2 separate regions of the Homo sapiens genome follow, and region 1 is linked to region 2. The links are chromatin loops, found by intact Hi-C in ENCODE. Cell type or tissue: PC-9. All regions are shown on one strand. Each heading gives the region's core, and the rest is flanking DNA. Links, peaks and the distances in the headings are about the cores only.

What was found. Peaks named below come from ENCODE experiments on the same cell type or tissue, not always from the same donor. Only the 100,000 strongest peaks of a DNase experiment are listed, where the experiment ranks them.
Region 1: a loop joins it to region 2, with 4 times the contacts of the local background. A loop is called at or near these places in 1 of 110 quality-filtered maps.

What each region holds. Positions count from the first base shown.
Region 1 is chr20:57,059,271-57,063,666 of GRCh38, forward strand. No RefSeq gene overlaps it. Among named protein-coding and RNA genes, the nearest start is that of BMP7-AS1, 150 kb to the right of the region's middle. In PC-9, for the core only: a CTCF peak has its summit at 2,190 (motif pointing left); a DNase peak (open chromatin) is centred at 1,331; H3K27ac peaks cover 721 bases.
Region 2 is chr20:56,398,208-56,402,603 of GRCh38, forward strand. It overlaps CSTF1 (cleavage stimulation factor subunit 1), which reads left to right. Exons shown (of 6, transcript NM_001324.3): 5 at 760-1,150. Among named protein-coding and RNA genes, the nearest start is that of CSTF1, 7.8 kb to the left of the region's middle. In PC-9, for the core only: CTCF peaks have their summits at 2,027 (motif pointing right) and 2,228; no DNase peak of the experiment used is centred there.

The DNA.
Region 1 (4,396 bases), core at 258-4,257, 660 kb after region 2:
CAAACTTTCTCCATATCAGCAATAAGGCTGTTTCACTTTCTTTTTATACATGTGTTCACGGAAAAGTTCATTTCCTTCGAGAACTTTTCCTTTACATTTACAACTTGGCTAACTGTTTACCACAAGAGGCTTAGCGTTTGACCTGTCTCAGCTTTTGACATGCCTTTCTCACTAAGCTTAATCATTTCTAGCTCTTGATTTAAATTGAGAAAACTTTGGGAGGCTGAGGTATGAGAATTGCTTGAGCCCGGGAGTTCAAGACCAGCCTGGGCAACCTAGTGAGATTTCATCTCTACTAAAAAAAAGATTTTTTTAAAAAATTAGCCGGGCATGGTGGTGCTTGCCTGTAGCCCCAGCTACTCAGGAGGCTGAGGTGGGAGGATCATTTGAGGCCAGGAGTTCCAGGCTGCAGTAAGCCATAATTGCACCACTGCACTCCAGCCTGGACCACAGAGAGAGACCCTGTTTCAAAAAATACATAAATAAATAATAAAGTGAGAGACATGCGACTCTTCCTTTCACTTGAACACTTGGAGGCCAATGTAGGTTTCTTAATTGGCCCAATTTAACATTGTTGCATCTCAGGGAATAGGGAGGCATGAGGAGAGGGAGGAGATGGGGGAATGGCCAGTGGAGCAGTTAGGGCACACACATTTATCAATTAAGTTCACTGTCTTATACGGGCACAGTTCGTGGTGCCCCAAAACACTGCAATAGTAACATCAAAGATCACTGACCACAGATCACGATAACAAATATAATAATAATGAAATGATTAGCTCTATTGTGAGAACTGCCAAAATGCAACACAGAGACACCAGGTGAGCACCTGCTGTTGGAAAAATGGCACCATGAACCTTGCTGGAGGCAGAGTTGCCACAAAACCTTCAATCTGTAAAAAATGCAATAAAGCAAATTGCAATAAAGAAGGTATGCCTGTATAAATGTAATGCTGGGAGACACAAACTCTTTTTCAGAATATTAGAAAGGAACCATCTCAGGACAGAGGCAATGGGGAAGTGGGTGGGGTGCGGGTGAGCAGGGCTGTGAAGTCTTGAGATTTGCCTCTGCGGTTGCTGACAGAGAACGAGTTATTATTATTATTATTATTATTATTATTATTATTATTTGAGACAGAGTCTCACTCTGTCGCTCAGGCTGAAGTGTAGTGACACAAAGTCAGCTCACTGCAATCTCCACCTCCCAGGTTCAAGCAACTTCACCGTGGAGACAGTTTTCTTATTAAATTGCTTGTACTCTCTTAGAAGGATTACTCATTTGATCAGCGGGAGGAACCACTCCCAAAATACCTTTTGAGTCATTTGGGGTTTCTATTGCCTTTTGCATAAACTTTGAATTATTCTTTTTGTTGAAAAGGTTACTATTAGGAAACACGTTCACAGGCAGTCTGTAAATGTCATCATATTTCAGCTGGGGACAGAGCTACACGAGGGTTTGGAGGAGGCGGCTCAGGGAGAAGGCAGCACCTCAGCCTGTTCTCTCAATGCACTGGCTGCAAGGAGCAGCTGCAACCCAGAGCCCACTGGGCCCAGACACCTAGCTGCCACATTTCCAGGGGTGGGCCTGCTCATGACGCAGGCAAGACAGGAAAACCGGGACAAGCTCCTGACCAGGCAGAGGTCAGGGACAGCTGCTCAGGTGCCACCAAGCATGAGGCAGGGCACCACCCAAGGCTTCCTGCCCAAACCTGTGGCATGCCCTGTTGGTGCTTTGCTGAAACTGTCCTTCTCTAAGAAGGCAATGAAGACAGTTGTCCCAGGCCCCAAAAAGAAGCACTCACTCCCTTTCCCATGAGACCACCAGTTTCGGATAGAGATTCTGTTTGGCTGGCGTTCTCAACTCATTAGAATTGGAATTAAAGAGCAGGGATGGGAAGTGACATTACAAACTCCGATGCCCAGGCCCCATCCCCGACTAACTGAATCAGAAATGCTGGGAGGCGAGCTCAGGACATTATGTTTTTAAAACGCACCAGGTGAGGCTGACACGCAGCCAGGGCTCAGAACCATGGATTTCAGCCAAAAAGGCTTTAGCCCAAGAAGACCGTGCAAATACAAAATGCCAAAGGGAGGGTCATCAGGTGAGTTTCATAGAATTCTGATTCTCCTCCTAATAAAGTACGTCCCTGGTAGCTGAGAGATGGGAGAGCAGCTCCACATGTGGGACCTGCCAGGGGGATTCGGCATTCCTGCGGCCCCCTCTGCTGGCCATGATGCTCTCAGATTCTTTGCTGAAAGGGAACGGACATAGGAGCCATCCCACTAAACTCTTCAAAGGACGCTTCTCAGATGCCGGAGTCCACAGAGTAGGGCAACATACAAAGCAAGCACCCAAAACACTGGGGGTGAGAGTCTCAAACCTTGTACTCTGTAATTACATCCAGCATCACCATCACTTCTCAAAAGAGAAGACACTTTCCCAGCAAAAATAGAAAAGGAAAGCAGTTGCAGAATAGTTAAGACTGAGCCCTGAGACATCAGTTTAGCCTTGAGAAAAAAACTACTTCCATTGTCCACATTTTTCTTAGCTGGATTCCTACCAATGAACCCCTGCTGGGACTTGAGTTTGGGGGGCACTGAGTGAAGTAAGAACTTTTAGTTAAGAAATTATTCTTTGGCCGTGGTTGTAATATCGTAGTCAGGGATGGCTTCACGGGCATGTGTCCAGGGCCCCACACTTAGAAGCATCCTGCCCTGGGTTTAATGCTCTCTTGAAATTCTTCATAATTTTTGGACAAGGAACTCCGCCTTTTCATTCTGTACTGGGCCCTGCAAATTCTGTACCCAACCCTGATTTTCACTGGTGGATTTATGTAAACGTGTGTCTTTCAGTTAGTCAATAAATATGTCTTGGACACTTATCGGTGCCGGTTTCCGAGGACACACCATGTGCAGTATCGCTGAGGGCAGGATCCAGAGTGTGCCTGCCTCAGAAAGCTTTGCTTCTGGAGGGGCCACAGGGAAAATGTTCACCAATAGGAAAGCCTATAAATAAGATCATTGAAAAGATTGGGAATCTGACAAGGATATCTATGTGAAACAGGAGAGTTCCCTGAACCCCCTTGCAGGATGTGCAACAAGGGTACGGCTCATGTGTGTGCTCAAACCCCTTACAGGAGGGAGAGCACGCAGACAGGCAGGTGCAGGAGATAGGGTGAGCACCCCTGGGCTCCAGCCCCACAACAGCATCCAGGAGGTGGGATCCTGTGACTCCCGAAGCCCAAGTAGGCGTGTGTTACAGTGTGCTCTTTTAGCCTTGCCATCCATGGAGGGCTTAAGTGTTAACCAGCTCAGTCTTGGTACACAGGTCCTTGTCCAGCATTCAGGAAGAATCAGGTCACACATGGACTTGAAGGATGGTGAATGCAGGGATTTTATTTGGTGCTGGAGGTGGCTCTCAGCAGGACAGATGGGGACCTGGAAAGGGAATGGCGTGGGAAGATGATCTTTCCCTGGAGTTTGGCTGTCCCTGGGCCGATCTCTCTGACTGTCCCCAGCAGACGTTCAGACGCTCCTTCTCTTCTCTCCTCCTCCACCACTCCATTCTTCTGCTCATCTGCTCGTGGAACCTGGGTTTGGGGTTTATATGGGTACAGGATAGGGGGCCATGGCAGGCCAAAAGGCAACATTTGGGCATGAAAACAGGAGTGCCTGTTCCCATTTAGGGTTGCAGGTTTCCAGGCTTTGGGGCGGGGCCTCTGCCAGGGAGCTGCCCTCTTCCACCCAGTATTTCCCTGTCTCTTGTCTGTGTCACATGGAGGCTATAAAATGGGTAAAGTGTGGCAGGTGGCAGCAGGTAGCAGAGGCCCAAGAAGCCTTTTTGAAGGAGATGACATGGGAGCTGGGACTGGCAGGAAGAGGAAGCCATTATTTAAAGAACAAAGCAAAAGCGGCCGGGTGAAGGTGCATGTGGGAGGCTGGCAGCAGGTAGGCCATGGGGGAATGTGGGTTTTGTTTACAAAGAAGAGTAGAGAGGGGTCACTGAAACCATTTAATTGGGGAATCATAAGGTGAGGGGACATTTAGGGCAATAAAGAGCCAGTGGCAGCTGGCAGACCAAGGGGGCACGTGGCAGCTGTTCAGCCAAGGTGGAAGACGCTTGGCCTAGACTAGGGTTTCTCCACTGGGCACTACTGAAATTTGAGCCAGGTAAGTCTTCACTGTGGGGCCGTCCTGTGCAATGTAGGATGTTGAGCTGCATCCCTGGCTTCTCCTCACCAAACACCAGTGGGTCCCCTCCCCCTGAGCTGTGACAGCCAGAACTCTCTGCAGACATTGTCAAATGTTCCTTGGGCATCAAAATGGACCCTGGTTGAAGATCACTGGCTTGGGGTGATGAGAGTGGACAGGGAGAGAGGGAATAAAGTCAGGATGTA
Region 2 (4,396 bases), core at 290-4,289:
TCGGTACCCTATTTTGAATATGCATTGCAGAAATACTAATGTTTTAGTTGTGGCTTCTGTCTGTTTGATAATTAAACTAGGCTGGTTGCAGTGGCTCATGTCTGTAATCCCAGCACTTTGAGAAGCCAAAGTGGGAGGATCACTTGAGCCCAGAAGTTTATGGTCAGCCTGAGCAATGTAGTGAGACCTCATCTCTACAAAAAATTCTTTTAATCAGCTGGGCATGGTGGCACGCGCCGATAGTCCCAGCTACTCAGGAGGCGGAGGCAAGGATGATCATTTGAGCCCAAGAGGTTGAGCCTGCAGTGAGCTGTGACCATGCCGCTGCACTCCAGCCTGGGCGACAGAGCAAGACCCTGTCTGAAAAAAATAATAATAAACTTAATTTTTCACTCAATATTTGCAGCCCTAGAGCAAATTAAAGAAGCTCTTAGGTACAAGTTGTACTTCAGTTAACCATGCATGAATGTGTCATTGTCTGATAATACTCCATCCTTAGTTTACTCAGTGTTCATTTGTAAATAATGAAGCTCACTTCTGTAGTTTTTGGAATAATATAACCAGTAAATATTTAGTTTTGGAAATCTATTCAAAAAATACTTTCATATGTTCCAGAAAGCACTTTTTTTCTTATGATACCTGTGTAATATCTAATAATTGTTTTATAGATTCTTTTCATCAGCCAGATATTTTCCACATTTCCTCTGGATTTAATTGTTCACCAGTTGGTCACTTGTATTAATGTCTCTGTCCCAACAGGAAGCTGAAATGTTACGTTCCATCTCTTTTCATCCTTCTGGAGACTTTATACTTGTCGGAACTCAGCATCCTACTCTTCGCCTTTATGATATCAACACCTTTCAATGTTTTGTCTCTTGCAATCCTCAAGATCAACACACCGATGCTATATGTTCCGTTAATTACAATTCTAGTGCCAATATGTACGTAACTGGAAGCAAGGACGGCTGCATCAAATTATGGGATGGTGTTTCAAATCGATGCATCACAACTTTTGAGAAAGCACATGACGGTGCTGAAGTTTGTTCTGCCATTTTTTCCAAAAATTCTAAATACATTCTCTCAAGTGGAAAAGACTCTGTAGCTAAACTTTGGGAAATATCAACGGGACGAACACTGGTCAGATACACGGGTATGTGAGACGTTGATGTTACTTAACATTTCTGTAGTGTTTACACTTTCCAGAACTCTCTTTTAAGACCTCACAATAGAGCAACACAATATCTATGCATTGAGCAAGGCAGATGTTACCCTTTCTTAGATAAGAGGAAACCAAGACTTACAGGTTAAGTCATTTAGCCAAGGCTACACGACTTGGAAATAGAACGGTGCTTTCTTTGCTCTTCTGAGCACCTCACACCGTGGACTAGGGCTGGATTCCATGCAAGTAACATTTGAGAACCTGGTGATCCATTTGTAGACTGGCATGCCCTCTTCCCACAGAAATGTGAAAGCAATCCAGAGAAAAGTTTCCAATAGTAGATCTCAGTATTATTAATATATGTATTCATGAAAGAATGGCTGAGAGGGAAGATCTTATCCCATTCCTAAGAGAGCAGACCTAGCCCGCAAAGGAAACCACGTTAATTCTGAATGCAGATATAAAGTAGGCTCAGCAGACAGAAAAAAATTGCATCCACTGAATTCTCATTTATGTATGTTGGTCTCATTGGTAACAGTAGTGCCTGTGGAGTCTTTTTATAATGAAATCCATTTAAATTTATCCTATCACTAGTAGGGCCCAAGTCTGGTTATTTGATAATGAATGTTAAAACACTGTCTTCTGTTCCTTGTAGCAGCAAAGACTGTTGTTTGGTAGAAAACCTCCAGAAAATTTCTGATTGTTTCTTCCATTGTGAGATATGTTTGTATCATACACTAAAATTGGCATGAGCATAACTCAAAAAAAATCACAAGAAAACAGTATTGGAAGGGACTGGATTGTGTTTAAGTTTGCATTGAAGAGTCAGTGACATCTGACCCACTAGGGGGCAGCATAACTTGCCTTAGATTTGTCTCATTGTAACCAAAGTTCCCTTCCCCAGCCATCTTTCTGGCTTCTGGTACCACTAGCAAATCTTAGGAAGAGCCATTTTTATCATAATTCTTGGTGACTTCATTGAAACACTTGTATAAAGTTGTTCTGAAAAGTATTTATTATAAAGAACTACTTTATAATAGTTGTGTTTGTTGCAAAAAGAAGATAAAAAAGTGATCAGGGTAAATGTGAAAGTACTCCCCCTATAGAAGTTATAACTGTTTTAAGGAGTGTGCTGTATCTGGACAGATACACACCAGCCTACTGACAATAGCTTATATATTTGCTCTAGGAATGTTTTGGGTGTTTTATAATAGTATGAGGTTGATTGGCTTGTTTTAGTGGGGAATAGCAGTGTGGTTTTTCAAAAATGTGATTATGCTGAATTTATGCACAGATTCCCCTTTTCCTTTTTTCTCATTTCACAGGTCAAGCGCCTGTCATGTCAGCATGTTAAGATTTCTGTTCCCAGTTTTAATAATTAGTTAGAATTTGGGCCAGGCGCGGTGGCTCACACCTGTAATCCCAGCACTTTGGGAGGCCGAGGTGGGCAGATCACAAGGTCAGGAGTTTGAGACCAGCCTGGCCAATATGGTGAAACCCCGTCTCTATGAAAAATACAAAAATTAGCTGGGCTTGGTGGCGGGCGCCTGTAGTCCCAGCTACTTGGGAGGCTGAGGCAGGAGAATAGCTTGAACCTGGGAGGTGGAGGTTGCAGTGAGCCGAGATTGCGCTGCTGTACTCCAGCCTGGGCGACAGAGTAAGACTCCGTCTCAAAAAATGATAATAATAATAATTAGTTAGAATTCAGAGGGTTTTTGAAATGATGAAAAAGGAAAAACTATCAAAACTTTAGAAATTGGGATGCAAAAAATTAAAAACAATATAAATAACATACAGGACTGGGAGAAAATGGTTATAGCATATATACAGATGTTAGACATTGAGTTAACATCCTTAATCTATAAAGAGAACTCATATGGGAAAAAGATGAGTCCAAACTCGAGAAAAAAGGAGCCAAAGGACAGGGGGCTGCAGAAGAGAAAAATGGTCAGGAAATGTAAGAAAAGGTGGCCAGCCTTGCTGCAGACCCAAGAAATGAATATGGGGACCTGGTTTTGTTAATCAGATTTCAGGAGTCTTAAAGATTTATATTATCTACTATTGATAGAGATTTCGGGAAATCATATTTTGTTGGTCAGAGTCAGCTGGTAAAATATTTCAGCACAGTTTGGTGTCATATCAAAATTTTAAATACACGCTTTTTGACCCACTATATCTACTCTTAGAAATTCAACCTAAAGAGGTAATTGGACAGACATGCACATGCCCATAAAAGGATGTGTGTCCCAACATCATTTGGAGTGGCTGAAAGTTAGAAACAGCATAAATGTCCAATAAGAAGCACTGAGGAAATCTGTTACGCATCCATGGACAACATACACCTTTAAAAATAAGTATGCATGCTAACATGGGCTGAGCACTCGCACTCCAGAGCCTCCTTTGCATTCTCTTATTCTTAATCCTCACAGCCTTATGGGGTAGGTTCTGTAACTACTCCATGGAACAGATGAGAAAATTAAGGCTGAGGAATGTTAAGTAATTTGCCCAGGGTCACATTAGTGTTGAACCCACATCTGACCACACAGACTTTGTGTTTTTATCCACTAAGCTGTATTCTGTCTTTACAGATCTGCACTACATATGCTTGAATATTAATAGTATATGACAAATGCTCTGACTTAAAGAAGTTACAAATGAAGCCAGGGACTGTGGCTCACACCTATTATCCCAGCACTTTGGGAGGCCAAGGTGGGCAGATCATCTGAGGTCAGGAGTTTGAGACCAGCCTGGCCAACATGGTGAAACCCCATCTCTACTAAAAATACAAAAATTAGTTGAGTGTGGTGGCACATGCCTGTAATCCCAGCTACTCAGGAGGCTGAGGCAGGAGAATCTCTTGAACCCAGGAGGCAGAGGTTGCAGTGAGCCGAGATCACACCATTGCACTCCAGCCTGGGCAACAGAGTAAGACTCTATCTCAAAAAAAAAAAAAAAAGAGAGAATTTACAAGTGAGCACATAACACTTAGATATTTCGAAAGAGTATTCACCAAAGTATTGACTGTTACCTCTGATGGGTGCAATTATTAGGCAGTTTTTATTTTCCTTTTTATACTTTATTTGGTACTTTTAAACATAAAATATGTAATTTATAGTCATAAAAAGGCTTCCTTTTGGAAAGTAGATATTCATATACTTTGTCTCAGTAATTCTGTCTCTAGGAATTTACTCCTAAGGAAATAAAGCTTTCTGTACAAAGGATGTTCATTACAACATT